Regions from separate parts of the Homo sapiens genome. Here region 2 is linked to region 1. Evidence: chromatin loops called from intact Hi-C (ENCODE). Cell type or tissue: heart right ventricle. All regions are shown on one strand. Links, peaks and the distances in the headings refer to the core of each region. The heading gives the core; the rest is flanking DNA. Region 1 has its middle 35 kb from the start of CFAP161. Region 2 overlaps CFAP161 (cilia and flagella associated protein 161).

What was found. Hi-C counts contacts between places; a loop is a spot of excess contacts. Peaks named below come from ENCODE experiments on the same cell type or tissue, not always from the same donor. Only the 100,000 strongest peaks of a DNase experiment are listed, where the experiment ranks them.
Region 2: it touches region 1 in a loop (2.7-fold over the local background); 26 of 110 quality-filtered maps call a loop at or near these places.

What each region holds. Positions count from the first base shown.
Region 1 is chr15:81,092,013-81,107,456 of GRCh38, reverse strand. It overlaps a transcript of CFAP161 not described here. Among named protein-coding and RNA genes, the nearest start is that of CFAP161, 35 kb to the left of the region's middle. In heart right ventricle, for the core only: no CTCF peak of the experiment used is centred there; DNase peaks (open chromatin) are centred at 8,116 and 9,386; H3K4me3 peaks cover 777 bases; H3K27ac peaks cover 5,069 bases.
Region 2 is chr15:81,145,798-81,161,241 of GRCh38, reverse strand. It overlaps CFAP161 (cilia and flagella associated protein 161), which reads right to left. Exons shown (of 7, transcript NM_173528.4): 6 at 13,311-13,384; 7 at 12,063-12,904. The coding sequence ends at 12,709. Among named protein-coding and RNA genes, the nearest start is that of CFAP161, 19 kb to the right of the region's middle. In heart right ventricle, for the core only: a CTCF peak has its summit at 5,420 (motif pointing left); a DNase peak (open chromatin) is centred at 5,484; H3K27ac peaks cover 328 bases.

The DNA of each region.
Region 1 (15,444 bases), core at 4,413-12,412:
ACTGTGCCCAGCCTCTGTAATTTAAATCACAGGCTTTGGAGTCAGATATTCTCAATCCAAATGGCAGAACCAAGCACTCACCTGCTGTGTAAACCTTGGGTGGAATCACAGTCTATGACTTAGTTGCCTCATCTGTAAAATGGAGAAATAACCTCACTCACGTTATATGATGAGTGTGGATATGTATGTAAGATGACGTGTGTGACACATTGGCACAGTACCTAGGACACAGTGAGTACTCGGTAAATACTACTGCTTATTATTATGAAAAGTCTGACAGCAGACCAAGAATGGGAACCAGTTTTCTGCTCAAATTCCTCCAGGCACCTCATTCAGCAGATGTTTGCAGGTTTTAGATAGTCGCATTGGGCTTGTTTTTTGTTTTGGTTGGTTTGAAACAGGGTCTTGCTGTATTTAGGCTGGAGTGTCATAGTGTGATCACAGCTCACTGTAGCCTTGCACTCCTTGGCTCAAGCAATCCTCCCACCTCAGCCTCCTGAGAAGCTAGTACTATAGGTGCACACCATCACGCCCGGCTAATTTTTAAATATTTTGTAGAAATGGGGTCTTGCTATGTAGCTCAAGCTGGTCTTGAACTCCTGGGCTCAAGTGATCCACCCGCCTCGGCCTCCCAAAGTCCTGGGATTACAGGCTTGAGCCACCACACAGCCACACTGGGCTGTTTCTCATGCTCAAAAGTAATGTCTCATCCAGAAGAAATGTTTAGGACAAGGGCTTCCCTGACCTTTGAAAGAGCGTGTTTAATTTCATAATTGGGCAAGTGTGCCCTCATGTGGCAATTCGTGGGTACAGCTTCTGATTTGTGACTAGAAAAATGATGCAGTGACAGCAAGGTGTTCTCCAGGCTCAGTTCAGAAGACTCCAGTTTACAAGTGGGTCTCTGATTCCAAAGGGAGTTGTAAACCTTTGCTTCTGGAACTAATGATACATCTTCTCTCACTGTAATAAACACCGAGGTTAAAAGCCAGCCGGGCACGGTGGCTCATGCCTGTAATCCCAGCACTTTGGGAGGCCGAGGTAGGCGGATCATGAGGTCAGGAGATCGAGACCATCCTGGTTAACACGGTGAAACCCCGTCAGTCTGATGTCGGAAGCCTATTAAATTATTGTCTACTTGCAATAGTCTTAGGTTTCACTCCTGCAAATAATCCTGTTTCACATTATGTTCTAAAAATATCAAAATCCTTGAGACTCCCCCAAACTATGTCTTTCTTGCCCTTGCTTTTAACTCTATTTGAATTTACTTTCTCAAGACCCTTCTTCTCCGTGTGATTTCTACTCATCTATCAAGACCATCTTAGAAGTCATCTCCCTCAGCAACATCCCCAGCCCAGATTAAGCTGTCTGCTACTCCCTGGTTCTCATGACACTTTGCATTTTCTCTGCAAATCCCTATTATGGGCAATTTTTCTTAGCAATGAGCAACTTGGACTAGTGTAAGCCCCATAAAGACAGGGGTCTTTTTGTTTCATCGACATAGCCTTAGCCCCAGCGACAATGCCTGATAGACAAGGGGATATTTGAAAGCACCTGCCACATCAGTGAATTGTTCAGTTTCTTTTTCACACTCCTGGGACCATCTGTAGTACAGTACAAACACTCATATTATCATAAATTTTATTCACTGGAAATACACAGCTACCCATCCTCCAAAACCTGTGTTTGCACATCACGTGGACTTAATAATCTTCTGCCTGCGTCAGCCTTCAAATGCCTGTCCATCTGGATCTCATAGCAGCCCGGAAGTGTTAATACATTAGTCATGAGCTGCTGCAATAGGCAGGTCTCAGTTTCCCCAGAATTGCAGGAAACCCTCCTCTATTTGTCTCAGATAAGTTGCTATCCCTCCACTTCTGCCAACCAACCTCTCCAGTGGCCACTGACTGCTTGGCTCAGAAGCTGAGGTGGGAGAATTGCTTGAGCCTGGCAGGTCAAGGCTGCAGTGAGCTGTGATTGGGCCACTGCACTCCAGCCTGGGTGACACAGTGAGACCCCGTCTCAGAAAAGAAAGAAGAGAAGGAGTGAGGGAAGAATGGAGGAAGGGAAGAAGGAAGGAAGGAGGGAAGGAGGAAAAGAAGGAAGGAGGGAAGGAGGGAAGAAAAGAAGAAGGAAAGGAAAGAAAGGAAGAAAGGAAGGAAAAGAAAGGAAGGAAAAAAGAAAAAGAAAGAAAGAGAAAGAGGAAGGAGAGAGAGAGAGAAAGAAAGAGGGGGGAGGGTGGGGGAGAAAGGAGGAGGGGGAGTGAGGGAGGAAAAAAGGAAGGGAGGGAGGAAGGAAGGGAGGGAGGGAGGGAGGGAGGGGAGGGGGGAGAAAGGTATGGGGGAGAAAGGAAGGGAGGGAGGGAGGGAAAAGAAAAGAAAGACAAAAAATTGAGGTGACACAGCTACAAGACAGGGAACATCAAGGATCGCCAGAAGCTGCCAGAAGAGGCATGGAACAGATTCTCCCTCAGAGTCACCGGAAGGAACCAACCCTGCCAAAATCTTGGTAACAGGTTTCTGGCCTCTAGAACCATAGGAGAATATATTTCCCTTGTTTTAACCCACCAAGTTTGTGGCAATTTCTTACAGCAGCCCTAGAAAACCAACATGCCATATAAATAGCAAACTAGAGAATATCATATACAGTAGGTGCCATTTATGTAAAATTTTATACCCATGTATAGAAGCCTACAGGGATGCCTGGAAGAATGTTTTCCAGATTGGGATTGGAAATAACCTCTGACTAGTGGCATTTGGGATGATTTTTCCACACTTTCAGATTGGAATAACTTAAGACTTAGATATAAGATATTTGGAAAGAATTCTTTTATATATTTCCTCAGCCTGTGAGATCCAAATGCAATCTTTCTAGAACCTTCCAAATAAGATCAAAAGGATGCCTTGTAACTCCCTTGGATACCATATCCCTTTGGCACAGCCTAAGTCCCACTCATGGGAGAGGATACCTTCCTTGCAGCTCCTTGTGGAATACTTGCTGTCTTTAAAGTAGCTGCCAGAACTTTGGCCCGCTCCTGTTCAGTTCAGACGACCTGGGTAAGGCCTAGGAAGCAGTCCCTACTGCCCCATGCTCACTGTCACAGCTTTCTAGTCTCTTCCCAGCTTCACTGCACTAGAGGGAAAATTGAAGGCGAAAACTGAAGTTGGCTAAAAGCTCCTGTCTGTGGATGCCTCCTGGCAGCATTTGACTGAACCAGTCCCTGTTTTCCATGCTGAATTCTACTGCTACTTTCTCTGCCTTGCAGAAAAAAATTTTGATTTTCATTACTTAATTAGAAGGCTGCCCATTCTTTTTCTTTAGTGGAAAAGCACTTGACAACCAGCTCCATCACTTATTAGCTCTGTCACCTTTGAGCAGTTTTTGTTCTCCTCTCTGTGCCTCTATTTTCCCATCTGGAAAATGGGGATAGTAATTATTTAGGGAAAAACTCTCTGAAATCATGTTTTTCCTCACCTCTCATACCACCACAATAACCATCAACATAGAAGAGGACATCTGTGACCAAACATGAGGGGGTTTTCCCCCATTCACCAAGCAGCGGACACCAGCTAGGTGCCCTCCAATTCATTCCAACACTATTTATCCGGAGATAGTGTCAGAACCCATGGACTGAGGACTCAGTTCCCAAGACTACCCCTCAAGCCAGATACCAGTTGCAAGTTCAGACCTCCAGAGCATGTGACCTTCTGGCTTCAAGTTGGGATTCCCATAATCCCCTCTAGGTTTGAGATTTGCTGGAGCAGCTCACAGAACTCAGGTAAACACAGGTAGTAGCTTATTATACTGAGTACTGCAAGGGATACAGGTGAAGAAATGCATATGGCGAGCTATGGGGGACGGGACGCGGCGCTTCCATGCCCTTCCTGGGCACACCACCCTCCAGGAACCTCCAGGTGGTCAGCTATTCTATTCATAAGCTCCCCAAATTCACAGTCCTCTTGGGTTTTTTTTGTTTTCCTCTTGAGTTTTTATGGAAGGTTCATAAGGTCCCCAATCCTTTCTCCAGGATATAGGGTGGGATCCTCCCTGGGGAGGATCTTGAGACTCCAATCAGAAGGGTGGGGAAAGACTAGAGTCCTGCCTTGGGGCAAGTGAAAGGAGGGCAGGAGATTCTGTTTCCTGAGGCCAAACACATCCAGCATTATAACAAAAGCCTGTAACTTGTGTTATGGGAGTTATGAGCCAGGAATCATAGATGAAAACCAGTCTTTATCACAACACTACAGTAATACTATCTATTTTGTTCACTTACTGCAACAAGTAAATGAGTTAATGAGTTAATACATATAAATTTGACGTGAGCAGTGCCAGGCTCATACTAAGTGCTCAATAAAAGTTGCCCATCATCACCATCATCATCATCATCATCATGTGCTTCCTCGGTCTTCTCTTTCTCCAGCGGCTGCCCTTCAGTGAGGCTAAGATATTTGGTCTTTCAACCCAGGTACATTTTAAAGGCTTGTCTGGCAGACTCTCCAAAATCCTCCTTTATTATCAATCTTTTGGATGTTCTATGTCTATAAAACTTCCTCATTGATTCAACCCCATAGATCAAATTCTTCCCTTCCAAATTAATACCCAACGTAATGATCCAACATCAACTACATTTCTTGTCCTATCATCTGTCCTGGCATGTGAGTCCTGGGGCTTGAGGTATCTGCAAGCTAAGCCGGTGTCTCTTTGGGTTTGCCTGCCACAGATACCAGCCTGCCCTCTGCAGAAGAAATACACATATCTATAAAATATCTGTGGCTTACTTTTTAATTTTTTTGAAACAGGATCTCATTCTGTTGCCCAGGCTGGAGGGCAGTGATGCAATCACAGCTCACTGCAGCCTTCACCTCCTGGACTCAAGCAACCCTTCTACCTCTGCCTCTGAAGTAGCTGAAATGATGTGCACCACCACGTCAACTAATTTTTTATTTTTTTTTTTGTAGAGACAGAAGTCTTGCTATGTTGCCCAGTCTGGTCTTGAACTCCTGGGCTCAAGCAATCTCCCGGCCTTGGCCTCCCAAAGTGCTGGGATTATAGGTGTGAGCCACAGCACTGGGCCCTGTGACCCACTTCTATGACTGGATTTACATAACACTCTGCATAGATCACCTCCCCTTGAATTTTCTGCAAAAGGTCTTGTGCTGGAACTGGCCTAGAAAACGTGAACGTGGCCTGGTCCTGATACGTTCTCAGACCCAGCCCTCACCCAGCAGCTCAGGGACCTAGATCAGAACCACTCTTTTCCTGATCCTCTCCTTGTGTGAGAATATTCTGAGCACAATTGCTATTTGTGCTGAACAAATTTGCACTACTTGGCACCATTCTCCTAACAGTTTGGCTGCCACATGATAGAGCCACTCTTTGGCTCAATTCCAGGGAATGATGAAATTCAATAACAACTAAATGCCAATCTCAGTTCAATATTACAGATGGTACTTGCCGTCTCCAAGTGTACCCTCAGAGCTACACCTTTTGTCCTGGAAGAGGGTGGTGGTGTAGTCTGCAGTGAGGTAGTGAGGTCAGTTGGCCAGGCACATGATTAGATTCCTGGAGAATGTCAGACAACCATCCTGATTCTGAGTTTGGGGGGATGTCATTGCAATCAAACAGCATTGCAAAGCATCCCTGCCAGAGGACAACAGCAAGTAGAGACACTGACAGAGCACCTGGGGGCCAGCTCCACAGGAATTGTCCCTGACACTGTGGGCTGGACTTCAGTCTGACATCACTAGATGCACTGGCTGGCTCTTTGAGTGTTAATGCATTGTTATACTTCCATGCTGGTCGGCAAAGAGCTATTGCCCAGAGCCTCCTGCATGCTCCCTACTATAATAACATTCCCAGCCTCTCCCTCTCAGATCACTCACGAATCACCCCACCACCACCACCATCTTTTTTTTTTTTTTTTTTTTTTTTTTGAGACAGAGTCTTACTCTGTCACCCAGGCTGGAGTGCTGTGGTGTGATCTCAGCTCACTGCAACCTCCACCTCCCGGGTTCAAGTGATTATCCCGCCTCAGCCTCCCAAGTAGCCGGGATTACAGGTGCCTGCCACCACACCCAGCTAATTTTTGTATTTTTAATAGAGTCAGGGTTTCACCATGTTGGCCAGGCTGGTCTCAAACTCCTGACCTCAGGTGATCCAATAGACTCAGCCTCCCAAAGTGCTGGGATGACAGGCCACGGCACCCAGCCACCACCACCACCTTTATTTAACAAAGGGTAAATATTTGGCACAAGAGGGGCTTCTAGGCCTCTGCCTCAACACTACCTCTGCCTATTCCTGATTAGTCAGGGCAGGTTGTTAAATATTTCCATTGCCAACCTTGCCAGGACCCATTCACAGAAGGAAGGCTGGATTGATCAGAAATGAGATGTGGAATGTTTGCCCCAGTAAAGCAGCATTATCAAAAACAAAACCAAGCATACACATCTAGGGATTTTCTAAACTCCTTCCTCAAGCCAGCCAAGTTGGTGGCCAAGTTATTGAACTAGTAACACAGACTTAACCAGCCAGCCCTCTACCTGGAGGAAAATGAGAGGAGCTACTAGCATGCAGGAGGACAAATCCAGTGAGGACCAAAGGATGACACAAAGACATATTCTGGGGCCAGGCATGGTGGCTCACTCCTGTAATCCTAGCACTTTGGGAGGCCAAGGCAGGAGGATTGCCTGAACCCAGGAGTTCTAGAACAGCCTGGCCAACATGGCGAGCCTGTGTCTCTTAAAAAAAAAAAAAAAGAGAGAGAGAGAGGAAAAGGAAATACCTGGCCAACTTAAACCTCTTTTTGTTAAGAATGAGAATTCTTAAGAGATAAAAAGTAGATAATTTTTTTATTTCAAGGATAAAGGAAGATGCCTATTATTATCTAGGCATGTAGAAAATTGTAGGCAATGGAAGAAAAATGGAGCTAGCCTCAGTGTACTCCAGCAGCTACATAAAATTCTGAGGGGGAAAGTTTGCAAAGCAAGATTTCAAACCCCAAGAAGTCATCCATTGTTCATTATTTAAAGCAATAGAAAGACACTCTAAGGTATCTGTAAGGTCTCAATATGCCTCTGCCGTACCTTTCCATAAAAATACTATGCAGTTGATCTGTACGTCAAAATAAAGAACTCTATAATAGAAGACTGTATTACAGTAGGACAGATAATCAGCACTGAAATAATTTAAACTTAGAACTAAGATGAAATAAGTATTATGAATACAGTTTCAAAATAATGCAGATGTTAAATAATTCTTGGAGAAAAAAAATACATCAGTATGGTAACGAGCATTAAACTTTGTCAAAAGTCCCAGACTATACCAAAAACCTGGGATGCAGACAGGCAGAGAAGGTGGAAGAAGTTTTAAGTGGAAATTTTCTCCTCTTATAACACTTATTGAGTGTTTGCAAACTGCTTTAAATGCCGTACATGTATTATCTTATGTACTTTAATACTCATGCATCTATGAGGCAAAGATCATTCCTATTTTATAGGTGATGAAACAAATGGACGGAAGCTAATTACTTGTATAAATATAGGGAAAAAAAACCTTTGGAAATATACGTGAGGAGGAAGATAGTAGGAGAGGAAGATTTACCTACCTTTAGGTCTAATAAAACAGATTTAAAATAAAATAAGCACTTAGAAAATTTAAATACTAGAATTAATATGCTTGATTTAATATATATTTAGCCTCTCTAACCTGCAGTTTCCTCATCTATAAAAAAGGGATGGGACTTCCTTCCTGTTGTAATGTTCTAAGGGTAGTAAAAGGATGCTTCATCTCAACAGACAACCCTGCATGTTGGGGCTATTTGTTGAGCTTTTGGAAATTCCAGAGCATAATTTCTAGGAGCTGAGCTGTTCATCCCAGAATTCTGGACTCAATCCAAGGAAAGGACCAAAATTCCCCTTTGCTTTCAATTGCAGAACTGACCTGCGCTCCTGAGTTCCAGTGGCATGGAGTGTTCTGGGAGGGGCAGCTGGGATTCTGCCCATGGTCGAGGACAGTACTGGAAGTCTGGCAGGAATTCTTCATTGACACATGAATGAGAGCGGGTGCCCTTGGTGCTGACTCTTAGCTGGAAACCCTCTTCTTCCTCCTCGGGCTAAGCACGCCCCCTTTGGGGTAAAGGATTGGGCAGGGCTCCTCTCTGGTGTCTGCTCCTGGAGATAAGTCCTTGATGACTCTCTGCAGCCTCCCATTCGGGAGATAAATTTCCGATTTGGGAGGAAATCACACACCCCGCCCCATGCCCCAACAGGAGTTGCTACATCTCCCATCCCTCTGCAACGGTGGGAAGTGACTACACCCACCCTTCCCCAACCCTGGGGGATTCCAGAATTTGAAAGTTCAGAGCTGGAAAGATAAACATCACTGCATATCCCTCACTCCCTCAATTGTTTCTCTTCAGGAACAGAAAAGGAACAGAGAACCAGACTGTGCGGAAATTCATCCATCTGCGGGCGTTGTTAAGGGAACTGTTGCTGAAATTACATTTGTGGGTTCCTCCCTTTCCTCCTTGTCAACACCCCCACCCACCTCTTAAGAAAAGAAAAGAAAGGAAAAAAAAACCAACTTTGATTCTTAGTCCACGGTGAGCTTCAACTAGCTTGGCCCTGCAAACCTCTTCTTGATTTCCAGAGATGAAACTTAATGTAGTAAAATTAGTGTGAAATTTGGTGCTGGTTTTCTCACTTACAGCCTGTGTCACTTAGAATGAATTAACTGCCCTGTAACCGGGTTACCTGATCCATTACAGGAAATAATCCTATTTCCTCTGCTACTTCACAGGGTTGTTGAACAAAAGGACATATTGAACCCAAGATCTTTTTTTTTTTTTTTTTTTAAGAAATGGGGTCTGGCTCTGTTGCCCAGGCTGGTCTCGAACTCCTAGGCTCAAGCAATCCTCCTCCCTCAGCCTCTCGGTAGCTGGGACTACAGGCTTGAACCCAAATTCCATTTATAAATTGCAAAATAGATATCATGTGAAAGAATCTTATCCTCAGTTCCCACTGTCTCCTTCATGTATCCTACCTGCCAACCAACTCAGTTAGTGTTTTTGCCAAATGTGGAGGACGATTTACTTTTTTTCCAGAACAAGTCTTTGTTCAAACTGTTTTCTCAGTCAGAGATGTTCCTCCTCTATCTCTGCCTTCAAAATCCTTTCCATCCTTCCCAGTCCAGTTGAAATTCCCTTCCATCCCAGAAGGCTTCCACATTCTGATGTCTCTTTGCAGAATCAATTGCTCTCCTTCTGAACCCCTCTAGCTTTTTCTTTGTTCCTTGATGTCGGCACTGACCCTATTCCGCCTTACATTCGCGTTCTTTCTGTGCCAGCTTATCCCTGCAATAGACTAACCATGAATCATTCACAGGCAGCGCCTTTCATCACTGCATTCCCAGTGCCTGGCATTTAGCCTGGGCTGGGGACATAGCAGTGGTGATGGTAAGAAAGGGACAGGAAGAGGCCATCTGTCTCATGTATATGTGCTTGTATGCATGGATTTTTTTTGGAGAAAATTTACACCTTACTATTTCCCAAAGGAGTCTAAGGAAACATTAAAAACAGAACACAACTCAAGGACCAATGAGCTAGAGTAAAAAGAGAACAATACGTTTCAAGGCACCTGGGATGTTGTTTACTACAGTTAAACCCTGGATTTATCACTGAGTTTCCTGGATAAAAGGGAAACACACTGGCTCATATACTTCTCATTGTACAATAACTTTGGAATCCGATTGGAAAAAGAAAATTTTCCTGGCACTGTGTTTAAGGAGAAATTTATCAAGTGGATCTTTATATAACAGACATGAGGTCACACAATGAGCAGCATCTCCAACAGCAGTGTTGGAAAAGGACACAAAGGTCTTCAGATGGGCAATTCTTACATTCCACCGTATTTCAGAGAGAAGGGGTTTCTGCAAGGAAATGAGACGTGGCCCATAGCCAGGGCTTTCTCTACATTTGTAAGAGATGCCTTGAGAACCTAAAAGAAAGAAAAGTTGGTGTAAGTCTGCTTAATATCCGATCTCAAAGCCCACCTCCAGGCCGGGTGTAATGGCTCACTTCTATAATCCCAGCACTTTGGGAGGCCAAGGCAGGAGGATTTCTTGGGCCCAGGAATTCGAGACCAGCCTGGGCAACATAGCAAGACCCCATCTCTAGAAAAGAAAAGGAAATTAGCCACGCATGGTGGCACGTGCCTTCGGTCCCAATACTCAGGAGGCTGAGGCAGGAGGACTGCTTGAGGTTAGGAGTTTGAGATCATCCTGGGCAACATAGGGAAACCTCATCTCAAAAAAAAAAATTAAAAAATAAAAGCCATGTCTAGATTTCCTTTACGGATCCTGGTGGCTAGCTTGCAACACCTCAAGGCAGGAAGAGGCAGGGAGCAAGCAGAAAGCTGGGACAAGTGTGGGCTGAGGCAGGCAGAGCTCTGTGTCCACAATAGCCAGTGTCTGTCCCTCCACAGGGATGACATCAGTGGGCCCCCTGTTCATCAGGACGGATGCCCAAGCCTGGTTAGCCTCAAAGGAGAGGCTAATAGGTGTCTTGGAAGGCCGTGAAAGAGTCCTAGGGAATGATAGTTCATAATGGTAACACCAGACCCCCAGGAAAATTGAATTCTAAGACTATCAAGATGACAGAAAAGAACCAGCCTCAGGTGGGGCTGAATCAGAACGTGGGCACCTTGGGGTATCCATCTGTGAGTTTCAGAAGCAGGAAGGAGAGGTGGGAGCTGACCATCTCAACTGACCTCCTTACTTTATGATGGGAAGAACCTAGACTGACAGAGAGAAACTTACGCCCAAGGGCTCGCATCTGTGGCTACACAGATATAATTCCTGTGGTCATCAGTATTTTGTTTTGTTTTGTTTCGTTTTTCAGAGTCTCACTCTGTTGCCCAGGCTGGAAGGCTGGAGTTCAGTGGTGTGATTTCGGCTCACTGCAACCTCTGCCTCCCGAGTTCAAGCAATTCTCCTGCCTCCACCTCCTGAGTAGCTGGGATTACAGGCATGCACCACCATGCCCAGATAAATTTTCATATTTTTAGTAGAGACGGGGTTTCACCATGTTGGCCATGCTGGCCTCAAACGCCTGACTTCAAGTGATCCACCTGCCTCTCAAAGTGCTGGAATTACAGGTGTGAGCCACGCGCACAGCCTAATCATCAGTTCTAAGACAGCTGCTTGTCTCTGCATAAAAGAGGGAGCACTTGTCTTCTGGGTCTCCACACACCTGAGGAACAGCAGCGCCTCACCAAGAGTTGATGCTGAGATAGCCCCAGGGTTTTCAGCTTGAGACTTTTATGTCTAGAAAGAACTCTCTCTCTGTTTTCAGTCTTCCGTTTTTGTGTCTGCTGTTATGAAGACCTCCTGAAATAGCTGGCTCAGTCTCTCTCAGTCCTGTGACTCCGGAAGCCTGGTCCTGTCTCTCTGAAGTTATTTCTGGTTGGGAAGTTGGTCTCTCAGTATATCTGACTCTAGTGAGACCTGAGGGTCAAGACCCCACAGTCACTTTAGGCCACCACAGACCTCATGAGGTTGGCAAAAACAGACTTCTGTTGTCCTTATCAGTCAGTGCCAGGGGAAGGGAGAGGTCAGAGAGAGACAGCGAGACAGAGAGAGAGCATCACAAGGTCAGAGGAGGGGGCGGCCAGGATGCCCAGAAGGAAGAGTAATTCTGTATTCCCTTCCCCGCTTAGAAGTCGTAGCTTCATTCTGGGTAGCCTCGTGTGGCCATTTTGCAGCCCCGCCAGGGCAGTTCTGTGAAGCACTTTCTCTGAATTTTGCTCAACACATCCAATCAATAAGATTGAAGACACACTGCAAATGGAGCCCACCGGAAGTGAGGGCACCAGAACCACTGTGCAGGGAGTGTCACTTAAAGATGCAGCTCAGTCCTGCCTCACCAGGAGTGCAAAACCTCAACCCATTGTTCTTATCATTACCATTATGATTATTACTACTATTAACAACAACAATGATAAGAATGGTGTTATGAGTGTGAAGAGCTTGGCAGTCAAGTACAAAACTGAGGCATAGGCCGGGCACAGTGGCTCATGTCTTAGTCCCTGCACTTTGGGAGGCCAAGGCAGGAGAATCGCTTGAGCCCAGGAGTTTGAGACCAGCTTTGGCCACATAGTGGGACCCTGTCTCTACAAAAAAATAAAATAACCAGGTGTAGTAGAGCATGCCTGTCATCCCAGCTACTCAGGAGTCTGAGGTAGGAGGATCGCTTGAGCCCTGGTGGTTGAGGCTGCAGTAAGCTGTGATTACGCCACTGCACTTCAGCCTGGGTGACAGAGCGAGAACCTGTCTCAAAAAAAAACCTGTCTCGTGTGTGTGTGTGTGTGTGTGTGTGTGTGTGTGAAAAACAAAACTGAGGCTTGTATTTCCCCAAAAGAAATTAGGTGTGTTTTAATCTCTCCATATGCCAGGATTGGCATGAAGTCCAAAATCAACTATTCTTCCCTATGACCAAACATAGAGAAATCTAGGCAACTGATAGGTGTCCAAAAACAATGTTTCTTTGTGTGGGGGCATCTTTCTGTTGTTTTTTTCTTGTTTCCCCCAAAGCCACTACTGCATACTAGCCATTCCCCAACTGTCTAACAGTGAGGTTCTGGATGAAACCCTCTTGCTTGCCCAAATACTCATCCAGCAGGGTAAGTCCTCTGCAGTGGTGAGATGCTTCCATCAGTTGTGCCTTTCCTCCCAACCTGGCCACCTGGCACCTTGCTCTAGGCCTCAAGGGACCGGTATATTATGCCAAGTCCCCCACTGACACCCACACATATATCCCCTGGGAGGTTCTGACCCTTGAAGGCATGTGATCTTGTGCCCTGGTCTCCTTCCCAATCAATCTGAAGCTGCTTCCTTACCTGGGATCCAAGTCCCATCATCTAGGGTTGAGACATTTCCCTCTTCTCACTGCATTAACCTGCAACCCCTAGCCCTTGGCTAATCCATCCTGCAGGGAAGATCTATCCCCTCACACAGTAGAAGAAGTTTGCCCTTCAGAGTCTTTAATTTTCAAAAGCAAAGCCTTCCCTGGAGTCTTCTTGGTTGAATTCTCCAAGGAGCCAACTCTGAGAAAAGGAATGAGTGTAAGTAGGTGAATGGGAAGCGATCCCAGGACCCTAGTAGGGGCGGAGGGAAGTGAGACGGGGAATGGAAGGAGCCTACAAAGGGCACCTCATCACATAAATTTCCACTGTGGGCAACTGGGGCTTCATCTCTCTGGGGAACTCTGGGAGGTAACACAGAACACAAACCTCAACTGTATCCCACCTGAGGAGGGAGGGATTTGGGGTATTTATCCACCAGCTCCCACCAGTCATTGGTTGAAGATTGCTGGCGAAGAGTACGAATTCCTAAGCACTTCCAACCATGTGGGGACAGAGTGGGCTCAGGTGGCTAGGAAAGTCCCCAGTCCCCAAGCAAAAAGGATAAAAGAAAGACACAGGTGCTAGAAGTTGGAAGTCAGGTCAAAGTGCCAGGAAAAGGTAAGAGCTAAGGGGACGGGGTGGGCCAAGGGGAGTATCACTCCCACTGAGGAGAGGAAGTCCAGTCTTCATGAACACTAAGGCATGACCATCAAAGGACCTTGCAGGGGAGAGAAAAATAGTTTTCTTATTCTGCTTAAAAATCCAGGGCAGCAAATTTACTAATTAAATAACTAATGTTTATTGTTGTTGTTTGTTGTTGTTGTTGTTGTTTGAGATGGAGTCTCACTCTGTTGCCCAGGCCGGAGTGCAATGGTGCTATCTTGGCTCACTGCAATCTCTGCCACCCAGGTTCAAGCAATTCTCCTGCCTCAGCCTCCTGAGTAGCTGGGATTACAGGCGCCCGCCACCACACCCAGCTAATTTTTGTATTTTTAGTAGAGACGGGGTTTCACCATGTTGGCCAGGCTGGTCTTGAACTCCTAACCTCAGGGGATCTGCCCACCTCGGCCTCCCAAAGTGCTGGGATTACAGGCGTAAATAACTAATGTTTAAAATTCCTAATAACTCATCCTATTAAACATTTCTCATCCTAAGCATCTATTATGTATCTACCACTATATTAGGCACTTCACATTTGATATTGCTTTTAATCTCCACAACAGCCCTGCAGGACAGATCTATCCCCTCGTACAGCAGAAGAAATGGCACAGAGAGCTTGGACAGCACAGGCTCAAGATAGGGTAGCTCCTAAAAAGCTAACTGCCACTCCATTGTCAACCAGAAGGGAAAGGAACTTTTAGTCTTGCCATCTGCATGCAAACCTAGTGGATGATTAGAGAAATATAGGATAAAGAAACTACCACAGAACAACCTCAGAAATGGATACCTATGATAAATTAAGATCCCCAGAGGCAGAAACAAAGACCACCTAGATTAGACAATCTTTTTTACATATGTTTTCAGCTAAACCTAGGTTGGGCCAACCTGTGTGAACCTTCCAGGCAGTCTCATATATTTGACCTTATTTTAGCTGCGCAGCGTGCTTTGAGGTAGATCTCTCTGTTTTATGACAAAGAAAATGAGGTGCAAACAATTAGGTAAATTGCTCGAGATCATGGTTAATCTGTATCAAAGCTGGGATCAAGCCTAGCTCCAGCTCCATTCGTACTGACACACAGATACAAGCAAGCTACTGAAATGCATTACCAGGAAAGATCATGATTTCATTTTTTGAAGTTATTTTTCAAAAAAGAATGGACCACTGTCCTTGGGGAAGTCATTTGGTACGCTGCCAACACAGCCGCAAAGGGTAAGTAGGAACTAACTAGGTCTTCCGCTCATGTTCCTGTCCAGGCTAAGAAGTTAATTCTCTTCAATTGTTTCTGCCTCCTTCTTTCCTTCTTCCTTCCCTCTTGTCTCATTTGTTTTCTCCTTTTGCCTACTCTCATCTCCTTGTCTATAAGGGTCAGGATCTCTGTAAAGCTCTAACTTGGTTTCTGCTTTTTTCCTCCAGACTCCAAGATGAATCATCTGGTGCTCATGTTGCTATAATTACCGGCACATTTGTACGGTGCAGGGTGGAGGGAGAAGAGTTAGCTCACCGTGAGGCTGGGAAAGGAATGGCCTTGATCTAAGCTGCAGCCTGGTTCTAATTTTAGCAACAACGAAGCATTGGACTTCCTGGAGGTATCAGATTGCCCGTGTTCTCTGCTCCCTGAGCTGGGCTGACACTAGACATATGGAAGAGATTCAGATCACAAGAATCACCAAATCAACTCTCACCTCTGGGTCATCGTGCCCAACCTCTGTCTCAGAAAGTAGGGACAAGGTGTCTCGCAATGTCAGAGCTTAGCGATCTCCTCGTAAAACTCCTTGAGTGATACACAAAGCAGGGGTAAAGAGGAAAACAGAATTCCCCATCATGAAAGGCCAGCAGAGCCAGGTCTAGCACCCAGGTCTTCCGGCGTCCAGTCTCCGGTGTTCCTTCTGA
Region 2 (15,444 bases), core at 1,799-9,798, 56 kb before region 1:
GCACCTTTTATTGACTTGCCTCTCTTTCCTGTCTCATATCACCTCTCAAATGAGCTGTTTGCACTCACATCCTTGTCTGCTTCCCATCTCTATCCCAGAAGTAGAGGCCACTCCCTCCCCTCTGTCTCCCAGGGGGACCCTAACCTCCTCCTCTTTCCATCTCCAGCCACCTGCGGCAGGCCTCTGTTGAATGTCTCTAACCCATAGCATTATCCCTACTTGGAGGGAAGGAAGGATGTAAAACCAAGATGCTTCTCTCACCATTCTCCCACCCTTCCCAAAGGGAGACCAGATCTCAGCTCAGGGGATCCCGCCAGCCCCAAGCAAGCCAGGCAGTGTCCTGGTGTGGCAGCTCACAGGCCCTGGCAGTGCATTTCAAGGGTGGTGCTGCTTCCTGCCCGTCTGTTTGGGAGCACATTCAGGAGACGTGAGCAGATGTTTGGCAAATGTTCAACCTTGTCCATGTCAGCCAACAATAACACAGCACAGAGACGATGCAGGGATGGAGGAAGGGAGGATACTTGCTTAGCAGCTAGGGATGGCCACAGGAGACACCATCTCCAGCTCCTTCTGGGTGGGAGGGAGGCAGAGTGTTCATGCATGACTTGCATGCGTGAGTTAGAGCATGGGACGCATAGTGCCAGTATTCTAGGGTGGAGTCCTGGGGGGATCCGCCTGTTTTTCTCAGCTCCCCAGACAAAGCCCACAACCCCAATGCCAGCCTGGCTGCCCAGGGAGGCCTGCAGAAGCTGCAAGAATTTGGGTTTATCAGAAAGGGAGGGCCTGGGCAGGACAAGCTAACATGTGGCCCACGATCCCCTCCTGGACACAAGAGGGCATCTCGAATGCTCTTCCCACAGAGACTGGACATTTCTCTAATCTTTTTCAGCACAGGGCTCCGGAGAACCACTACCCATTGACAGAGCTGGGGAGACGAGTCCCATGCACTGTCCGTCCGGGCTGGAGGGATGTGGCGGGCGACTGAGTTTCCAGGGGTGCTGAGGCACCTGTGGGTGCTCAGGGAACTAAGAACCACCTTCTTAAGACATTTTTTATTTTAAAGTATTTAATGGGCCGGGCGCAGTGGCTCACACCTGTAATCCCAACACTTTGGGAGGCCAACGTGGGCGGATCACAAGGTCAGGAGATCCAGACCATCCTAGCTAACATGGTGAAACCCCATCTCTACTAAAAATACAAAAAAAAAAAAAAAAAAATTAGCCAGGCGCGATGGTGGGCACCTGTAGTCCCAGCTACGCGGGAGGCTGAGGCAGGAGAACGGCGTTGTGTCCGGAATTGGTGGGTTCTTGGTCTCACTGACTTCAAGAATGAAGCCTCGGACCCTCGCGGTCAGTGTTACAGTTCTTAAAGGCGACGTGTCCGGAGTTTGCTCCTTCTGACGTTCAGATGTGTTCCGAGTTTCTTCTTTCTGGCGGGTTCGTGGTCTCGCTGGCTCAGGAGTGAAGCTGCAGACTTTCGCGGTGAGTGTTACAGCTCTTAAGGTGGCGCGTCTGGAGTTGTTCGTTCCTCTCGGTGGGCTCAGTGATCTCGCTGGCTTCAGGAGTGAAGCTGCAGACCTTCGCGGTGAGTGTTACTGCTCATAAAGGCAGTGTGGACCCAAAGAGCAAAAGAACAAAGCTTCTTGTGGAAGGGGACCCGAGCGGATTGCCACTGCTGGCTCTGGCAGCCTGCTTTTATTCTCTTATCTGGCCCCACCCACATCCTGCTGATTGGTAGAGCCCAGTGGTCTGTTTTGACAGGGTGCTGATTGGTGCGTTTACAATCCCTGAGCTAGACGCAGAGGTGCTCCACGTCCCCACTAGATTAACTAGATACAGAGTGTGGACACAAAGGTTCTCCAAGGCCCCACCAGAGAAGCTAGATACAGAGTGTCGATTGGTGCATTCACAAACCCTGAGCTAGACACAGGGTACTGATTGGTGTGTTTACAAACCTTGAGCTAGATACAGAGTGCCGATTGGTGTATTCACAATCCCTGAGCTAGACATAAAGGTTCTCCAAGGCCCCACCAGAGTAGCTAGACACAGAGTGTCCATTGGTGCATTCACAAACCCTGAGCTAGACACAGGGTGCTGATTGGTGTGTTTACAAACCTTGAGCTAGACATAAAGATTCTCCACGTCCCCACCAGACTCAGGAGCCCAGCTGGCTTCACCCAGTGGATCCCGCACCGGGGCTGCAGGTGGAGCTGCCTGCCAGTCCCGCGCCGTGCGCCGGCACTCCTCAGTCCTTGGGTGGTCAATGGGACTGGGCACCGTGGAGCAGGCGGCGGTGCTCATCGGGGAGGCTCGGGCCGCACAGGAGCCCACGGGGGGTGTGGGAGGCTCAGAATGGCGGGCTGCAGGTCCCGAGCCCTGCCCCGCGGGAAGGCAGCTAAGGCCCGGCAAGAAATCGAGCGCAGCACCGGTGGGCTGGCACTGCTGGGGGACCCAGTACACCCTCCACAGCCGCTGGCCCGGGCGCTAAGCCCTTCATTGCCCGGGGCCGGCAGGGCCGGCCGGCTGCTCCGAGTGCGGGGCCCGCCAAGCCCACGCCCACCCGGAACTCCAGCTGGCCCGCAAGCGCCACGCGCAGCCCCGGTTCCCGCTCGCGCGTCTCCCTCCACACCTCCCTGCAAGCTGAGGGAGCCGGCTCCGGCCTTGGCCAGCCCAGAAAAGGGCTCCCACAGTGCAGCGGTGGGCTGAAGGGCTCCTCAAGTGCTGCCAAAGTGGGAGCCCAGGCAGAGAAAGCGCCGAGAGCAAGCAAGCGAGGGCTGTGAGGACTGCCAGCACACTGTCACCTCTCAGCGTGAACCTGGGAGCTTGCAGTGAGCCGAGATCGCGCCACTGCACTCCAGCCTGGGCGAAAGAGCGAGACTCCATCTCAAAAAAAAAAAAAAAAAAAATTTAATTGACAAATAGTGTATACATTCAAAGTATACAACATTATGATTTGATATAAATATACACTGTGTAAGTTTCCCTGAGGGCAGGAAAACTTATCCCAAGTTGTGTCACCAGGGTTAAAATACCATCATTAGCATAGCTAACATTTATTGAGCACGTACTATGTGCCAGACACTCTTCTAAGCACTCTTTTTCATGCATTAACCAATGTAATTCTCATATAACCTGTAAGCCAGGTACCATCATTATCTGAGTTTTTACGGAAGCAGAAACTGAGTCATGGAGAGGTTAACTTACCCAATGATACACAGTTGGTAAGTAGGAGAGCCAGGCACTCTGAATCTGGAGCCAGAACACTTCACCTGTAACTTAACCTCTCAGGCAGAAATCCTTCATGAATTTTTGTTGGCTAGAATTGAATCAGTAAGATTGGAGATTGAGCAATACTGTAGTGTATCATGGGGAGTGACCCTAGGAGTGCTCAATCAAACCAAATAGCACATCTCTTATCACCCACGTGGATCTGTACATGAGATCCCTAGAAGTTGTTAATCGTATAAAGTTTGTATCCTCTGAACAATATCTTCCCATTTCCCTCACCTCCCAGTCCCTGGGAACCACCATTCTACTCTCTGCTTCTGGGAGTTTGACTCTTTCAGATTCCACATGTGAGTGAGATCATGCAGTATTTATGTTTCTGTGTCTGGCTTATTTCACTTAATGTCCTCCAGATTCACCCATGCCTTCACAAACAACTGCGGTCCCACCATAGACTCATAGCAGGGATGGGGGGATGCCCAGCTCCCAGGCTTCCTCCACAGTCCTCACCACTGCTCCCTGCTCCCCAAGACTGGATGGTACCTGAGCTGAGCAGTTCCCCTGGCACCTTGCCTCCTTCCCTCCCACTCACTCAGACATGGTTCTGCAGAACGTTCTCCCTGCAGACATGGCTCTTCCTGTCACCTTTGGATGGTACATTTGAAGCAGGTCTCAACATGGAACTTGAGGGCACACCTAGGGTCACTCCCCATGATACACTACAGTATTGCTCAATCTCCAATCTTACTGATTCAATTCTAGCCAACAAAAATTCATGAAGGATTTCTGCCTGAGAGGTTAAGTTACGGGTGAAGTGTTCTGGCCCCAGATTCAGAGTGGCTGGCTCTCCTACTTACCAGCTGTGCAACACTGGGTAAGTTAATCTCTCCATGTCTCAGTTTCTACTCCAGTAAAACTCAGATAATGATGGTACCTGGCTTACAGGTTATACGTGAGAATTACATTGGTTAATGCATGAAAAAGAATGCTTAGAAGAGTGTCTGGCACATAGTACGTGCTCAATAAATGTTAGCTATGCTAATGATGGTATTTTAACCCTGGAGACATAACTTGGGATAAGTTTTCCTGCCCTCAGGGAGCTTATGGTCAAGCATGGTAGACAGAGGTAAACACACCATACAATTCAGAGTGACAAGTGCTGTAAGAGAGGAAGTACTAACTCATGTGCTCCACTGGACAAATCAGTCCACCTCTCCAAGCTTTCATTTACCTGTAAAATGAGGGAGAAGGAAGAACTAGCATTTAGCAGTATGAGCCAAGCCCTGGGCTGAACATGGGGGATGCGGATATTAAAATCATATGTGTATACCCACAGCATCTGTATTTGAGGGGCTCATAGTTAAGTGGAAGAGAGACAAATATTTAAAAATTAGAATGCAGCAATGCAAGGCAGAGATACATACAAGAGACCCAAGCAGTCTTGACAATTATTATTCTTATTGACGTAGTTCTAGACAGGATGCTCAGTGCTTAACCACACAACTCCACTTAATCTGCACAGGAAGCCTGAGAGATGGGTAATATTTTAGCCCTCTTTTTAACCTATGAAGGAATGGAGGCCCAAAGTGGTGCAATGACTTTCCAAAGACATGCAGCTGGGAAGCGAACAGTGTCCACACTGAGTTGTCTGATCCCAGAGCCAGCACTCAGAACCATGATCTCCTCCTGCTTCTCTCAAATACGTTGTCTCGTTCTATTTAATCTTCTAAACAACTCTGAGAGGGAGCTAGTAATCCTATAGAGAAAACTGAGGCTTCACGAGGGCAAAGTGGCTTAGCTGAGGATGGTAAGTAGCAGCGAGGGCTTTGAAATCACTATTCGGCACATCATGCAGGACCCCTGGACCTGGGGTTTAGGGTACAATTTCTTGGAGGGACCTCCAGGCTCCAGATGCAATGTTTATAAAAAGTCCCAAAGGGGCTGTAGGCTAACCTGAACTTCCTTTGTCGCAAACCCTAGGAATGCTGTTTTATTCAGGTTTTACACGTGCCTAATACACGGTTTTCTTTATAAAGTCAAAAAACATTGAATTCATACTCTGACCACAGTGTTTTTATGGTTTTTCCCCTCTTAGAATGTACATTTTGAAAACTGAAAACCCCCTCGTATTTTGCAATAAGCTCAATATTTGAGCAACTGCAAGTGTTGACTTGTTAGCATTATTAACATTGACATCTCGTGGCCACTTTGGAAAACTGCAAGATCAAATTGGCAGGACAGAAACCAGGCCTCCTTCCAGGTTGCAAAACCTCTTCAAGGTTCATCAGTCTCGACTTCTCAGCAGACACTGTCACCAGAGGGGGATCTGTTCAGAATTTGCCTCTGTCTAACCCCTGGGTTTAGGTGGGTCCCTTCTCCTATCTGGGCCTATCTTCCTCACCTGTAAAATGACCGGGGAAGCCAAATCAGCTGGTCCTTGTAGGTTCTGACACTCTATGGTTCTGTCATTGCCATCCAATCAGATGAAAGGAAAATGGTATCTCATTGCTGTCTTCATTTGAACATGTTTTGAAATGTTTATTGGATCCTCGAATTACTTCTTTTAGAGTTGCCAGTTTAAGCCTTTGCCTTATTTTTCTAATGGGGTGTTTACAGTTTTATCTTGCATTTGTAGGAGTTCCTTATATATTAACCAATTGACTTCTCTGCGACATCATCTCCCCATAGGAATTGAACCCAGTAATTTAGCCAGGCTCTCCTTACGCCAAGTCTTCAAGATAACTGAATTTATATTGAATTATTATCAAATATAGAAATACTTATAAATAGTTGTAGTTCTTTTTTTTTTTTTTCTTTTGAGACAGGATCTTGCTCTGTTGCCCAAGGTGGAGTTCAGTGTCATTACCATAGCTCACTGTAACCTCTAACTTCTGGGCACAAGTGATCCTCCCACCTCAGCCTCCCAAGTAGCTAGGACTACAGGCATGTGCCGCCACACCTGGCTAATTTTTTTTAATTTTTTGTAAAGATGGGTTCTATGTTGCACAGACTGATTTCAAATTCCCAAAGTACTAGGAGTACAGGCATGAGCTACACCGGGGCCTACACAGTTGCTCTTAAAAACAAAGCTATTTTCTTTTGAAACAGCTACAGACAAATAAGGAGACGTTGAGTGTATTTACTAATGGAAAAAACAGTGTCTCTATTATTTTTTGCCTTTGAAGGGATATTGGGGAAAAAAATCTGCCAAAACCCATTAATCAGACTTCAGCTTTGTTCTCCTCAGGTTTAAGCCTTTGGGGGCTTTCACCAACTGTAATTTCAGACTCACAAATGACCTCCTTCAATTACCTCATACCCCTCACTCCCAGACTAACCTTCCTTTCCTGTCCTATCTCTCCCTTGCTCAAAAATATGTGGTGGCTCCCAAATGCTCCATATATTAATATAGACTGCCACACTCTGACCCCTCTACCTCCTTCAATGTCTCATCTCCCTTCTGACCCTCTCTGCAGTGGAAGCCTTAAAGGTAGGAACACATTTACTCCCCACTGGATCCCCAGTGTCTACCTCAAGACCTGGTATAAAATAGTCAATGATGTCTGCTGGATCTGGTTGAATGCAAAAATGTCTACTGTATATGGGAAAGGAGTCGAGTCCTCCTCCAGGTATGGAACCAAATGTGATAAAGATGAACTCACTTACTGACTGGGATGTACACATATTAAATTCATAGGAAGGTGGAGGGGGAGCAACAGAGGCCCTTTCACACGTGGGCACCTGCTTTTGCGTAGCTAACATATCCAGTCCTCTCAGAAGCCCTCAAAGGTGAAGTTCTTGGAGCTAGGACATGGAGAACCCTAGCCACTGGGCTCGTTGGTTTCTTCCTTGCTCCCGCTGGCAGGATGCTAAAGGTGCTCTTCAATCCCAAAGTTGTATTTGCTATCAGTTACCCAAGACTTAGGTGAGTGTGATAGAGACAAACAGCCTAGCAGATGACAGCACTGTAGGTGGGTTGCAGCTATATCCACACCAAAACAACCTCCACTCAGGGACCAGACATTCCCAGATGACTGCTTGTCACCTTTCCTGTGCACCTGTTTTTCCTACTGGGTTTGAATCTCAGGGAGAGGCATGTGCCCCAAATCTGAGTGTCCACCTTCTCCTTCTCTCCTGGCCTTATACCCACCAAGCTATAGAGTCCTGTCTCTCTCTTCCTGGCCTCTCTCTAACCCATGCCCTTTTCCCAGTGCTTCCTGACACTGCCTTAGTTCAAAGCCGCATCAGTTCCTCCTCCCGTGCCTCCATAATCATCTTTTTAAAGTAAAATCATGACACTTTCCTCCTCAAAGCCTTTCACAGGCTGACCATCACCTTCAAGATCAAATTCAAGTTCGATAATTGATACATGAAGCCAAGAGTGATATTCAAAATAGTTAACCACCTCTATAGTTTTTCTTGAGTATCACTGGATATTAGCCAAATAAAACAAACTCCAGGCACCATGGTGGGGTAGGGTCTTGCAGGCCCCACCATTGGGCTGAACATTAACCCTTTAGTTGCTGGTTGTAGGGAAATCCAAGGGTCTCCAGGGAGGTGCCAGGGTTACAGGGGGCACTTTAGGGGCTTGAGTCAGTAGCTATTTTCCAACCAGGTTGGAGACATTATCGTATTTTAACAGCCAGTATAGCCATGCTGAGTGTACCAGCACACAGCCCATTTTGAATGTCTCTTGCCAGTCCCCACTTCTCCCCAGGAGAGGTGTTGGCCCTTTGCAAACGCAGTCTCCTTTGCCTGGAATGCTCTTCCCATGTGTGTCCTTTCCAGCTCAAGTGTCATCTGAAGGCAGGCTTCCCTGGACTCCAGGTATAAGTAATGCGGTCCTTCTACTGGGATTTCAGCATGGCCTGTGCGTAATCACACAGATGGTCTCCTCTTCCCTCTCTCTTGCATTTGCAGAGTCCTTACCTTGTTCCTTACTGTCAAACAATTCATAAACATTTGTTCAATTGAAAGAAAGTGAACCTTAGAGCTGGGAGGAGCCCATTGTCCATGACTCAGGACAAAGCTGTGCAGGCATCGTTGCAGCAAGTGACTCAGTGGCATTTTCTGTATAATGAATGACTGCACACAGCACGCAGGATGCTCTCCACAATTTGTGATTGTGCACCCTTCCCAATAAGCAATCCTTTTGGGTATTTGCTACACACATACATTTATATGTAATTCTATTAATAAATTTTACTCATGCCCATTAAGCTAAAATGTCATGTACATTTAAAAACATTTTGTCTCAAAAAAAGAAAAAAAACTAATATTTTGTCAATTTTACACAATGAAGTGTAAAAATAAAAAGATAAACTTTTTTAAAGGTAAAAAATAAAAACTATTTTGGATCGTATAAAGCACACACACATTAATGCACTTTAAAGGATAAAATAATGATATACGCAGAGTTCTAAACTCTTCTTTTCACATCTCAATGAGCATCTCTGTGCCCCACACTGGAGGTCGCTGCAGAGGTGCTGTGTGCCAAAGTCACTGTACACAGGTCCATACAGCGGCTGCATCCTGGAGAGCCAGTCTCCCCCTGCCAATATTCTAAGTTTCCATCAAAGTCCAGCTCAGATGCTAAAAGCAGATTATTAATATATCTGGAAGTCATGTTAGAGACCACATATTCTAATCTCTATAGGACACAAAAAAAGGAAAGAAAGAAAAGGAAGGAGAGAGAGAGAGAGAGAGAGATAAATACCCATTTTACAGCATCCTTTATAAATGGCAAATAAAAAACAGCTAGAAGTAGGTCTAGACTATTGGTCCTTAAATAGCAGACCCCTCCCAGGGACATTTAGCAATGTTTAGAGACGCTTTGTGTTGTCATGAGTGGAGGGGTGCTACTTCATCTAGTGAGCAGAGGCCAGGGATGCTGGCAAACATCTTATAATGCACAGGAAAGCAACCACAACAAAGAATTAGAAAAAAAATTAGATTAGAAGGCCCTTGTCCAGAAGAAGGGATAGAAGAATCTGACTTGGTCCTGCCCCAGCTCTGCTGTTTAGGAGCTGTGTCCCTGAACAAATCTCTAAGCCTGGCTCCTCTGTAAAAGTTACGGATCCATTCATCTGTTGATTCATTCATTCATTCACTTAACAGATATTTCCCAGGAAATGGAGATAAACAGCAAAGAACAAGACCTGGTCTAACCCCAGAGAGTAGTGAAAATTAAATAAGAAAATGAGTATAAAAGCCCTTTATAATTTTGAGGTGCACAACAGACCCAAGGTAGAAATACTGATTTGTAAATAACACGAGGTGATGCATGTAGGTGCTCACTTTCTAGTTATTTATTGTCTTTCTTCTATTCTGAGAAGTACAGACTTCTCTTTTCCATCTTTTAACGTCTCTGAACTCTGTCTGTGTACATTAAAATGAAGTGCTTCACAATCACCGTCAGCCAGGCGGCAGTCACGCCCCCAGCAGTCACTGTAGTCAGTCACTGATTACCTGAGTGCGAACTTGGTCGGTGGCACTAATTCCTGGTTACACTAAAACTGAGACAGAATAGGGAGTTAGGGTAACCAAGGGTTAAGGCATGGGCTCAGCAACATGGACTTCCACTCACCAAGGCTGACCTGGCTACAGGTCAAGTGCCCAATTTACCAGCAGCAGTGACCAACACTGAGCCCTTGATATGGCACCAGTCCTTGGTTCTAGGCAAGATTAGGCAGCATAGAGGCCACAACCTCACTCCTGTGATAACAAGACAACAAGTTTCTACTTCAGCCTCTAATTGGCTGCGGGCAGTCTCCACTTCCGCCTCTGATTGGTCATGGGCCAAGTCTCCACTTCAGCCTCTGATTGGTCGTGGGCCAATTATTCATAAGGTGTAACCCTCCACAGGGCACCAAGGGGTGTTACCAAAATTCTTCTAGCTTAGTTTAAACCCTAACAAACATTGTAATCGGGGCTCTTGAGCCTCTTGCCCAAGCCTGCTTGTGCTTTATAGAGTGTACTTTCACTTAAATAAATCTGTGCTTGTATTGCTTATGGCGTTGCTTCATTCTTTTGTCACTTTGTGCATTTTGTGTTGCTCTGTTTGTGCACTTTGTTCAATTCTTTGTTCAACGTGCCAAAAACCTGGAAAACTCATAGTCAAGACTTTCCATCTGGTGGAAACCTCTCGGTGTTCAGTCAAGAAGCCATTGGAGGATCACTTAGGAAAGGATCAAGAGCCCTGATGTTGTCTGAAGCTTTCCGTGGATATCTTACGGTAGGAGCAAGAATGCACTGAAATTGGTTTAGATGCTTTCAGGTGGCTCACACTGTTAAAGAATGTCTTTCCCCAGCTGAAGCCCAAACCCACCTGGTCTCACCCCTTGGAGACACACAGGCAGACCTAACTCTCAGCTAAGCCAGAGGTTCTCAACCCAGACTGCACATTAAAATAAATTAGCAAGTTTTACATCACATGTTCTCACTTATTTGTGGGATCTAAAAATCAAAACGATTGAACTCATGGACATAGAGAGTAGAAGGATGGTTACCACAGGCTGGAAAGGGTACTAGGGACCTGAGAGGGAGGTGGGGTTGGTTAATTGGCACAAAAAAGAATAGTTACAAGGAATGAATAAGACCTACTATTTGATAGCACAACAGGTGACTATAGTCAATAACTTAATTGTACATTTAAAAATAACTAAAAGAGTGTAATTGAATTGTTTGTAACACACAGGATAAATGCTTGAGGGAACAGATACCCCATTCTCCATAATGTGATTATTTCACATTGCATGCCTGTATCAAAACATCTCATGGCTAGGTGCGGTGGCTCACGTCTGTAATCCCAGCACTTTGGGAGGTGGGTGGATTACCTGAGGTCAGGAGTTCGAGACCAGCCTGACCAACATGGAGAAATCTCATCTCTACTAAAACTACAAAATTAGCCAGGCGTGGTGGTGCATGCCTATAATCCCAGCTACTCGGGAGGCTGAGGCAGAAGAATCGCTTGAACCCAGGAGGCGGAGGTTGTGTTGAGCGGAGATAGTGCCATTGCACTCCACCCTGGGCAACAAGAGCAAAACCCCATCTCAAAAAAAAAAAAAATAAAATAAAAATCTCATGTACCGCATAATATATACACCTACTACGTACCCACAAAAATTAAAAATTAAAAATGTTTTTAAAATTTTTAATTAAATTTAAATCAAATAAATTAGTGAGTTTTTAAAAATACGAATACCTGGGTTCCACTTCAAATAAAATAAGAAGCTCTGGGGTGGGCCCAAGCATCTGTATTTTTTTAATGTCCTACCCTAGAAATGCTGATTGAATGGTCCAGAGTGCAGCCTGGGCCGCGGGCTTTTCAGTATTCTTCAGGAGATTCTAATGTGCAGCCAGAGAGACTTGCTGAGGAAAGCCTCCTCTGACCACCCTAAGGAACCACTGCTTCCTCCTCCACCTCCTAACACAGTGGGTCTTCGCTGTGGCTGCACATGGGAACCATCTAAAGAACACTGACAAAGCCCAGTGCCCAGGCTGTACCCCAGACCATTCAATCAGAATTTCTGGGCTCAGACCAGGAATCAGTAATTGTTACAGTTCCCAGAGTGAATGCAACGCATAGCCAAGGCTGGAACCACTGCCCTAAATCCTGCAGTACTTGATGGAAAATGCTTGCCTTCTTGAAGAGGGTCAGTCTGCATTGACTGAAACTGCATCTATTTAAAACACATTTACAGCCCATGTTCTACCTCTCAGTATACATATTTGTGAACCGGCCTGTTTACCTGTATCTATAAGACTTGGAAACCCTACATCCCTTTATAATACCCTACACATCACAGGCACTCAATGAGGAATGAACAGATGAACAAATACATGGAAGGACATACATTTATTTTGTCAGGAACTATCTAATCACATGGGTGCCACAACTAATGTGCCAGTTTCAAAGACAAGGTAGAGATTCTGCAGCTTAAAAATCATTACAAAATAATAGGTTACTGATCAGGTAGAGGTCCTGACCTGGAAAGCCAAAGGTAGAAACAAAAATAGGATGTTTTACAAAGGTGGAAATGTTTAATTCCAAGGTAAGGCCACAGCTCAGAGCTGTCAGTTTTTTGTGTTTTAGTACATTCAAGAGGGAAACTGTGGTACCAAAAATTCAGTATAGGTCCAACAGCTTTATTACATAGACATAACTTTAAAAAGTAACGCACTGTCCTTGTAGACAATGAAGGATATAAGTAGAGGAAGCTGAGTTCTTCAGAATTTGTTTATCAACAAAAGGCTATTGTTTGTCACTTTCAAATACTAATTATTCTCCAGAGCTGTTTTTCTTCAGCCCTAGACTCCCACCACAAATTCAATAATCTTAATGTAATCTTTATTTTAATATAGTGCCCAGAGAGTCCCACATCTGATTCAAAAATAGCTTGAGGCATGACCAAGGTTGTTAATTTCTTTTAAAGCTACATTTGATGAGAGCGGGACCAGGGAAAACATGCACGTGCCTGGCGTGTTACTGCGTGTCAAGGCCCATGGCCTGCTCCATGGCTCGAGTGTCCTCTGTGGGTGGTTTGGGCAGATCCAACATGGAGGACGAGGCATCCCTGGGATTCCCAGTAACCAACATCCAGTGGTTCCTTGGTTTCTCAACTCTATGTGAATCCAGGTATGTGTGAGCTACAACCTCAGCCTCCTTTCCAAAATAGGTGCTGGAGCAAGAGAGAATCAGTTGTGGTTTGAAATTGAATAACAACTCTCAATAAGCTGTTATTAATAATTTAATCTCGAAAGCACCTTAAGAAGCGGATTGCTAGATAAAGCCCTAGGGAATCTCTAAAATGGGACATGTTTGCAGGGAGGTTACACCTTATTTGGGCAAAGATTAGGCCAGTAGGATCCCATTAGAACCAAAGTCCTCTTGTAGGGGTAGGATTTGTATAAAAGAAGGGGCTCTAATAGGATTTTTCACACCATTGAAGTTCTATGTGGCGGTATTTCATCAGCAAAGGACATTTTTTGTATGTGCAGCCATACACTATCAATTGAGCTTCTTTGCTTATATTCATGGCCCCCAGCCCCAATCACAGCATTTTGTTGTACCCTGAAATACAATACCTTAAGAAAAGATGCCGGTGGGCTGCCAGTCCCCGATTTGTGTGACAGTGATTGATGAGAATTTTAGCATTTGCCTTAACAGATAAAGAAAATGTGTTATTAGCATTCTAAACATTTTTTTTTTTGCTTTTAGGGAAAAGCTTACCTAAAAGCAAAAATTTGGGATTATACTATACATTTATTTCAATTTAGTAGAAAAAAATTATATATATTCACAGTCATGTGCCACTTCACAACATTTCATTTGGCAAAGGACCACCTATGCGACCGTAAGACCCTATTTTGACTGTACCTTTTCTGTGTTTAGATGCACAAATACTTACCACTGTGTTACAGTTACCTACAGTATTCAGTATAGTAACATCCTTACAGGTTTGTACACCTAGGAACACGAGGCTATCCCGTGTAGCCTTGGTGTGTAGTAGGCTATGCCATCTGGGTTTGTGTAAGTACATTTATGATGTATAAATCAAAGAAAATTATTGAGGCGAGTCTCAATTATTTTAAGAGGTTTATTTGCCAAGGTCAAAGATGCGTCCACCAAAAAGAACACAGGCCAACAGGAAAAATCGGTGGTCCATGCTTTTTCCCGAAGAGGGTCCGGGGACCTCAATATTTAAAGTGAAAAGAGCGGGTACTGGGGGGGAGAGGAAGAAAGAAAGAACAACAACAACCAAAAAAGGAGGGTAAATAAAAGAGGCAAGCAGTTGCGTTCTTTTGAGTTTTCAGTCAGTGTTCACCAAATACACATTTTACATGTGAGAGGGCGGTAGAGGAATAGTTACTTATGCATTCGTCTTGTGCTCGGTGAATCTGCATTTTTACGTAAGATGAAATAAACACAGGGCAGAGGGAGCATTCATATATGCCTTTGTCTCAGGTGAGAGGAAGGATGACTTTTTAGTTCTGTCCTTTGTCCCACACTGTGAAGATAAGCTACCACTTTACATTGTCAGGGTAACATTCCACATAACTGTTTTAAGGTAAAGATCTTCCCACAAGGAATTTCCTTGTGGGCAAATTGTGAGGGATGTATGTAGCTTTTTAAATATATATATATATATATATATATATATATATATATATATATATATATATATTTGTAGCTATCCTATTTAAGAGCAAAATGGGAGGCAGGTTTGCATGACCCCATTCCCAGCCTGACTTTCCCTTTGACATAGTGAGTTTAGGTCCCAAGATTCATTTTCCTTTCACAATGTCCACACAATGACAAAATCATTGTCAGGGTGACCACGATTGCCTAATGATGCATTTCTCAGAACTTATCCCCATCATTGAGTGACACATGACTGTATATATATTTATACACACACAGACACAGAAAAATTTAGATGCCAAACCATAATGGATGGATGAAATACATTATTGTAGATATCTGTATGATGAAATCATCACTCAAAGTTATATTGGAGAAGATCTTTGCCACACAAGATATGGTCAATGATGTTATTTAATGGAAAAAAAGAAGTATCTTCATGATGTCCTATCTTGTAAAAAGAAATGATAAGCAATGGCTTTCTCTGGAAATGGAACTACTGGTAATTTTCATATTATTTTTTTGCTTTCCTGACTTTTCATAAGTGAACATATGTTTATAATCAGGAAAAATATATATTATTTCAAAATCCTGACTCATGTAAGTTAAAAGCTGTGTAAGAAAGAAAAGGCAGCCCTGCCATCCAGGGGTTGGCCTGGCACTGACAAGTAGGCTTTAGTGTTCTCCTGGGAACAGAATCAACTTCACAGAATGTCCACATCAGACAAGGCTACTCTGTGATCATGAGGGGTCAAAACAAAAACAAGAGCACTCTATAATCATATCTGAACACACACAAAACACAAACATTGGCTAAGCCACTAAATACCAAACACTGGCCTCTCCCAGCTAATATGAGCGACTGACTGCTGCTTCTTTACTAATGACAGCTTTGTCCTCACTCTAGTCTGGCCCTCCCTAGAGATAAGATTTATTGAGATAACCAATGATAGAGTTATCCCCCACTTCCTGACAGCATCCAGTCCAGAGCAAAGCCTCACTTCTCGGGATTCTCTCCAACACCACCCAACCAAAGCCCAAATTCTATAAGCATCCTAACACCCTCTTTCATGCTTC